Regions from separate parts of the Homo sapiens genome. Here region 2 is linked to region 1. Evidence: read pairs that join two places in POLR2A ChIA-PET (ENCODE). Cell type or tissue: PC-9. All regions are shown on one strand.

Evidence for each region. Peaks named below come from ENCODE experiments on the same cell type or tissue, not always from the same donor. Only the 100,000 strongest peaks of a DNase experiment are listed, where the experiment ranks them.
Region 2: POLR2A ChIA-PET joins it to region 1 with 5 read pairs; 2 of 35 experiments call an interaction of 5 or more read pairs at or near these places.

The regions. Positions count from the first base shown.
Region 1 is chr9:92,093,304-92,097,303 of GRCh38, forward strand. The region is part of intron 3 of SPTLC1 (serine palmitoyltransferase long chain base subunit 1); the gene reads right to left. Among named protein-coding and RNA genes, the nearest start is that of SPTLC1, 20 kb to the right of the region's middle. In PC-9, no CTCF peak of the experiment used is centred here; no DNase peak of the experiment used is centred here.
Region 2 is chr9:91,836,545-91,840,544 of GRCh38, forward strand. The region is part of intron 1 of ROR2 (receptor tyrosine kinase like orphan receptor 2); the gene reads right to left. Among named protein-coding and RNA genes, the nearest start is that of ROR2, 110 kb to the right of the region's middle. In PC-9, no CTCF peak of the experiment used is centred here; a DNase peak (open chromatin) is centred at 1,827; H3K27me3 peaks cover 1,757 bases.

The DNA of each region.
Region 1 (4,000 bases):
GACTATAATACCTAAAACCTACAGATATTAACTGGGAAACAAGAGAGCCATTACTTTTATGAATATGAACAAAACAAGGATGCTTGGTATCTTTTTACTATTCAGCATATTACTAAAGGCCATACCAGTAAAACTGTAAGTCCAAAAATGTGAATAAACAAGTGTGCACACACACACACACGTCTGAGAAGAGTCACACTGTTATCAGCAGGTGATATGATCACCTTACATAAAAAACTCAACGAAATCAACAAACCATTGGAATTAATAGTAAATAAAGGTAACAAAATACAAAGTATTTACAGTATCAAGAAAAATATAAAGACAGTAATAAATGATAAGATATACGATGGTCAGCTGAAGGGATGGCTCAACATTTTAAAGATATTACATTTTGCCAAGATAAACTACAAACTCAATGCAATCACAACTAAAATTCCACCAGGATTTCTAATGGAGCTCTATAAACTTCAATAATTACACAGAAGGATACAAGTTCAGGAATGGCTAACTGAATTTAGAAACCGGGAGGTGCTTTACCAGAAGGAAGCAAATACTGTAATATTTGCAGGTAGGCAGAGACCAATGAAAGAATCTAGAATTCATGAGAACTGTGTACATACAAATACCTGGAAAATGACAGCAGTTACCCCACAAACCACTAGGTTTCACACAAATTTTTCTCTACGGATAAAGTTGAACAGCCAGGTATAAAGTGAATTCCAGCCATATTAAAAATCTAAAAGGTATTTTAGAAAAGATAACAAAATGTGGAAGAATGTCTTTGGGACCTCAGGGTAGGAAATGATTTCTTAACCAAGTCTTTAAGAATACAAACCGTAAGGCCAAGATGGATGCATCTGACCAAGTCAAAATTAAGAAATTTGGTTCAACGAAAGATACCAAAGACAAAGTTAACAGACGGGTGATAGAGAAGAGGTTTATTGTATTTCACTGAATCTAAGATGTCATCAATTGTATTTTATCCATCACTAAGGAAGAGAAACAGTGTCAATTAAAATACAATGATGTTTTCTTGTCATGTGCAGCTTTTTAGTTTATGCTTAATGCAAAGGTCTATTATACATTCTTAGACCCAGATTTTTGTTACACTACATTTGTACTTATGAAAAGGAAAATGTAAGTCAAGACATTCCTAAAACCTCTTTAACTGAGTTCTGTCCCTCTCCTCTAAGTCACTGATACCACAAGTTTTCATACCATGTTCTCCTTGCTCTTGGCAGTGTCTTGGCATTTCTTACCAGCATGCTCCACTATGATTTCTGAGATTATCTGACATGTTAACTGTCACCCATTCTCAAGTTCTGATGCTGCAACTTTCCTATTGAACTAACCTCATAGTTTTATCGTCCTTCCAATTAAATCACATGTTTCTAGAAAGTAAGCTGATACTACCCAAAGGCAACAGGAAGTCTGACAAAGAGATCTTCAAAGCCTTTTGTCATCCTCTGCCTCTGCTCTGCAGGTCTGGCCATTTCTCCGGCTATCAGTTGCCTCATTGACCAGCAGGGCATACACTTCAACTGGAGTGCTGACAGTAAGCCCGCCACCACGAAGTTCACTGGTACATAAGCAATGACAACCATGTCACAAACTACCTTCCTGGCTGACAATGACTCATCAGTGACTCTCAGCAGCTTTAAGATTCATCCCCACTTCAAAGATTTTAAACTAGGGAAAAACAGTATGTGTCTTAGAATCAATGTAACAGAGTACTAACTCAAAAATTGACTAAGGATTAAAATCTACAAGGTATACAGAACCTTCGCTAATCAAAAGAAAGACTGGGAATCCAGTAAAAAAACAGGTAAAAGATATGAAGAGGCATTCAAAGAAGCAGAAGACTCCAGTAGCTAAAAAGTAGATGAAGTGATGCTCAAAGGCTCAAACATTAAGAGAAATCCAAAGCAAACAGTATTGCTAAACAGAGATGTAGGGAAAACTTGAATTCCTATATACTATCTCAGGGGACCATAGATGACACAGAAAAGTCCTACAGGAAAATTAGGCAGGCATATATCAGTATCCTATTCCTGGTTCTATACCCCCAGAGAAATTCAAGGGAATATTAGGTTCATGAGGGAATATTAATCAGAGGATTCTTTGCAGCAGTGGGAAATGGGGGCGGTTTAGGTGTCTATCATGAGGAAAATGGAGAAGTAAAATTTGGTGGCTGTATACACAGAAGAATATGTAGCAGTCAAAAGAAATGAACAAGAAATATATGCAGCAACTCTACCTCTCTTTACTGACCCTGCTTTGATATTTCTTCATACCACTTAATATCAGCTAACATTAAAAAACACCTCAACCCTTGATCTCTTCTGAAAGCACACTCAGAAAGCAAATGCAAAATGCCTACAAAGTTTAAAGGTCTAAACCCACCCAGACCAGAACAAGGAGAAAGGTGACAAAATGTGGGAAACTGGAAAGCAAATGGATAAGTTGTATTTGATAAGTCAAAGAGATCAAAGAGAAAGGCAAGCCTAGGCCAGCAGTGAAAAGCCAAGCAGCAACGCCTGAAACATGCTCCCAAACTGGGGCACCAGCTTCCATTAAACACTGGAAAACGGGAAAGGCCGACAACAGGAGGACTGGCTGGGTGCCTAGACAACAGGCAGTCACTCCCCTCCTCCACCCTGAAGAAGTGCTCTCTGGAGAGGCTGTGTATAAACTGGAAGTCCTAAGAATGAGTGAAGGCAGGGGTGCCGTTCTGAAGACAAAAATTAGGTGTGAGTTACATAATGAATGGTAAGACCCTGGGCCTCTTGCCTTCAACTCAGCTCCCAAATGGTGGAAAGCAGCTTTTTACCTGCAAAGTAATAGACTAGAGGACTCCTCTCCTGGGAAACACAAAGCCAAGAGAATAAAAACTATAAATACTAAGTTTGGGGGTCCCCTCAAATAAACGAACAGGTCCCTGTCTGATTATCCTAGTGCAAGCCCCTCAGTCAAAAAGCCCACCCCATCCTCACCCCTCTAAAACACAAATGGTAACTAAATGTGGTGATGGATATGTTAATTTGATTGTGGTCATTATTTCACAATGTGTGTGTGTGTATATATATATAAATATAAAATCATCTTATTATACATCTTGAATATATACAATTTTTATTTAGCAATTATACCTCAGTAAAACTGAAGAAAAAGCCAAGCCCATTTTAACAGGGCTCTCAATGACCATTTTCATGTGTCATTCTTGAAAATAGACCATCCTTACATTTATGGTCAACTGATTTTCAACAAGACAACTCAGAAGGGAAATAGTCTTTTCAACAAACGGTGCTAGGACAACTTGACATCCACCTGGAAAAAGATAAAGATAGGCCTCTACCTCACACCATATACAAAAATTAACTTGAATTACACACTAAATGTAAGGGCAAAAACTATAAACTGTTAGAAGACAGGAAAGAGTAAATCTTCATAACCTTAGATTAAGCCAAAGTTTTTACAGATGACAAAAAAGTACAAGCAACAAAAGGAAAAACAGGGAAGTCAGACATCATTAAAATAAACTTTTGAATTTCAAAGATCACTATCAAAGAAGTAAAATAAAATCCCACAGAATGAAAAAAAAAATCTGCAAATCATATATCTGACAAGGGACTAGGATTCAAAATATATAAAGAACTTTTACAGTTTTAATGATAGAAAGAACCCCCAATTGAAAACAGCTAAGTGATTAAAGTAGACATTTCTCCAAAGAAAATATACAAATGGCCAATAAGCCGATGAAAAGGTGCTCAACATCATTAGTTATCTGGGAAATGCAAATTAAAACCATAAGATCCCACTTCCCACCTACTAGGATGGCTACAATAAAATAGAAAATAATAAGCATTGCTAAGGATGTGAAGAAATTGTAAACCTCATATGTAGCTAGTGGGAATATAAAATGATGCAACCACTTTGGAAAACAGTTTGGGGGTTCCTCAAAATGTTAAACACAGAGTTATCACATGACACAGCAATC
Region 2 (4,000 bases), 260 kb before region 1:
AAAAAAAAAACAGTCTGCAGCTGATGGATGTTCAGGAGCAGCAATGCTAAGAAAGCCCAGGTCTCCTCTGTCCTCTGGTGCGACAACGCAGCTAACTGCCTGCCCCTGCCCCACCCCCGGTCTGGGGGCTGTGCCAGCTGATGTCAGCTCTGAGGGTGGCAGGAGGAGCTGCGGCTCACAGGATCCTGCATTGGGGCGAGTTCTGGAACTTCTTGAAGCCTTGGTTTTTCCAGGCTGCCCAGTTATGAATGGCAGCTCGCTCCTCCACCTCTGCCGCCTGGGCAGTGGCCTCAGCCAGGTGCCAGGCAGGAACCCCTCAAATCACACAAGCCCTGTCCATTCAGTCTGTCTGCTATATTCCACTTACTAGCTGCAGATTTTTGTTTGCAGCTTTGGTCAATGGTATATACCATGTTTTTCTAGAGGAAAGAAATTACAGTAATTTAAGATTATTAGATTGGAAAATCATCACAAGAAAATAAAATAATTTTTCTTTAAAAAAACTGTATTCAAGGAAAACAACTTTAAAAGTTCACTCGAGATGTGTACATGGTAATAAATGGTTCCTTAGGAATTTCTGTTCTGCATTGCTTACTGTTTTTTTTTTTGTTGTTGTTGTTGTTTTTTGAGATGGAGTCTCACTCTGTCGCCCAAGCGAGTGCAGTGGCGCGATCTCAGCCACCACGCCCAGCTAGTTTTTTGTATTTTTAGTACAGACGGGGTTTCACCATGTTAGCCAGGATGGTCTTGATCTCCTGACCTCATGATCGGCCCGCCTCAGCCTCCCAAAGTGCTGGGATTACAGGCGTGAGCCACTGTGCCCAGCCTGCTTACTGGTCTTAAAACAAACAGCCATGTCATGAGATCACATCACATCCACTATAAAAAACCAAAACTTGTAACAATAAAAAAATCACCAAATATGACTGGCTGAAACTTAGCTGTTTAAGAAGGGAGGCGGGGAGAAGCCTTGCCATATTAAAACAATCCCCCTGCTCTTTGCACTTTATGAACACTACCCAAAGGTAAGCGATCTTAAGGGGCTTGGGGAAGAAGGCCAATCAATTAAAGGATCAGCAGTTATTCTCAAAGCCATCTCATAAATTTTTCATGTCCCAGTTGTCTCATTTTCAAGATGTTTAACGTGTTTTAAAAGGAGAAGACAAATTCCACTTGTGCATAAGAAAATTTCTTAATGTCCAGTGTTCTTAGATTGATCTACACACATTTGGCAAGTAGAAAAAAATATATAGTTTTAATCACTGTTGTAGGTTTTTTAATTTTAAGCTATAAGGTAGAAGTAAAAGAATAAGGAATGTAGGCTACAGCGCCACGTGTTCACACATTCTAAGTGGAACACATAAAAGAAAAAAAATCACCGAACCATACTTTTCTTTTCATTGTCGAACTGCCACTTTAAATATGTATTTTAGGAAAAACAGAAATTACCCATACTCCCCCTACCCTCACAAAACTAGTTTCATTTTTGCATGTTGACGTCTAGCTTTTACTGCCTTGTCTGGGAGTTTATTTAGGGATTTACAGTTTATTAGGCAGTTAAAATCTTTACCGTGTTCCTTAACCTGGGCATACCTTATGTGTGTAATTCTCCCTCTGGATCCTGAAAGATGTGTTCACTGCAACTTTAAGAAGGAAAAATCGCCCCTTTGAAATGCTCAACTTAGCCTATTAGCTTATAAAAGCAAATTAAACCAGGCACCACCAGGCCATTTCTGAACCAAGTGAGCCACTCAGACTATGGATTAACCTGAAGGCCCCGAGAGCTGGGACCAGGGCCAAGTGCGCACACAGTGTTGAGTGAAGGGCTGAGACGCCCTTCTGCATCTCCTGCAGCCCCTCCCCTCCTGGCACCTGAAACATTCCTGACTCACCAGTCATGCCACGCCTGGTCACAGCCGCTATCTTTTCTCTCCTTGGCATAAGCTATCTTTTGTATAGACAAGACACGAAAACACCCTGAGATCGGACTGCGGGGTTTCATTCCGAGTTAAGATCTCATCTTCAGAACCCTCTGCTTCTGATGTTACCACTGGGGAATGGGTCCCTCACCAGGCTCGCAGGCAGCCACCCCAGCATGGCTGTCTCGGCCCCTTGGGAATAGAGACCCCGAGCACCACGGCCGGCGCAGGAGACCCCGCTGCAGTCGGAAAATAGGATCTCTCCCGTTAGACCCTTTTTAAAAGAGTAAAGGCATTGTGTGTCCAAGCATTAACCATGACAGATGTTATGAGTTATCGTGAAACCCAGCATTCATAAAAGCAGTGCTCCATTCTGGAGTTTTAAATAAACGGGCACAAAGAACAAGAAAATCGTCTTTCGGCACACAGTAGAAGTCTGCTTCAGCAGAAACTAGAGAGAAGTTCCCGGTGGACTCTAAGGGAGAATTAGATAAATTTCAGTTTGGGAGAGAGGGAAATCTAACAACGGAATCCTGGGCAACGAGTCAAAAATGGCATTAAAATAAAGACACAAAAAGCACACACTACACAACATGCAAGGCCCTCCGCACTGGCTACGCGCAGGCACATAGCAACACAAGCGTGGGATGACAGCAGCTTAGGAAAGAATTCACCAATTAACAAGATGAAGGGGTTCTGGGGGGCAGCAGGAGGCTGGGTGTATTTCGTGTTTACCAAAACACCTCCTCCAATATCCTGGCCTGATTCCTGGTGCTGTCAGATCGGGGGTGTGTGTGTGTGTGTGTGTGTGTGTGTGTGTGTGTGTGTGTGTAAGTACAGGCATGTGTGCCTGTGTGTATATGTGTGGTGTATGAATGTGGGAGGGGTGTGTCTGTGTGTATATGGTGTATGTGTGTATGTATGTGGTGTGTGTTGTGAGTGTGGGTCTGTGGGGTGTGTGTGTATGTGTGGTGTGGGGTGTCTATGTGTGTGTGTATATGTGAGGTGTATACGCGTGAGGATATGTGTGCACATGCTGTGGGTATGTGTGGTGCGTGTATGTTGTGGGGAGGTATATGAGTGTGGTGTGTCTGGTATATGAATGTGAGGGAGTGTGTTTGTGTGTTTCTTTGAGTTTGTCTATGGAAGTATGTGGTATATATTGTGTGTGTGGTGTGAGAGGTATATATGTGGGGATACATGTTTGTGCATATGGTGTGGGTGTGTGTGTGTTGTATGTGGTGTGTGTGTGCTGTATGTGTGGTGTGTGTGGTATGTGAGTGTGGCGTGCATACATGTGTGTCTGCCTCTCTACTGGGTGATGTGTCCCGGGGGAGCCTCGGGAGCCAGAAGTCGGTTTTCTCCACCGACACTCCTGAGGGTGATCTGTTTAATACAATTCCCCTTCTCAACCACCTTTTACTTGGGGACACCCCACCAAAAGTGCACCCCTTTCTTTTCATAAATGTGTTTCTTTCCATCACTCACAAAAGGCTCTGGTGATGAAACATCCCCACCTGCGTTGCCCACAGCGCTGTATCACCCCACACTGTACTGGCCCCCGTTCCCTGGACTGCCCAGCATTTCTCAGGGAGAGCCTCACCCTGCCCGGGAAATGCCCACTTCATCTGGCAGAGCAGAGAGTACCTGGCTGCTTAAGGGGCACTCCCGAGGCCCCGCTGTCCTGGGAGGCACATTGGGAGTGGGTAGTAGAGGAATCAGAGCGGAGGGACCCGGGAGAGCAAGGACCAGCAGCTGCACAGGAACACACGTGTGACATTAAAATGCCACAACGGCCCGGGATAACGTTACCCGTTTCTCTTTCTCTTTCTAACCTTCTCTTCTTATGAATGAGGAAACCTGTAGTTCTGCAGTGCACTGAAAACCCAGAGCCTTCCAGTGACAGACCCCAGACAAGAACAAACACTTCCAAAGGCACCCTCCAGACGGGCCCACCATACCCAATTGCTTCAAGGAGGCCTCTGTTCATTAAAATAAACCCACATCACTGAGACAGGAGAGATGTCTGACGTTTTCTTTCCAGTTTTGATGCCAGCTCCCCTCTTTCAGGCCTGGGGCCA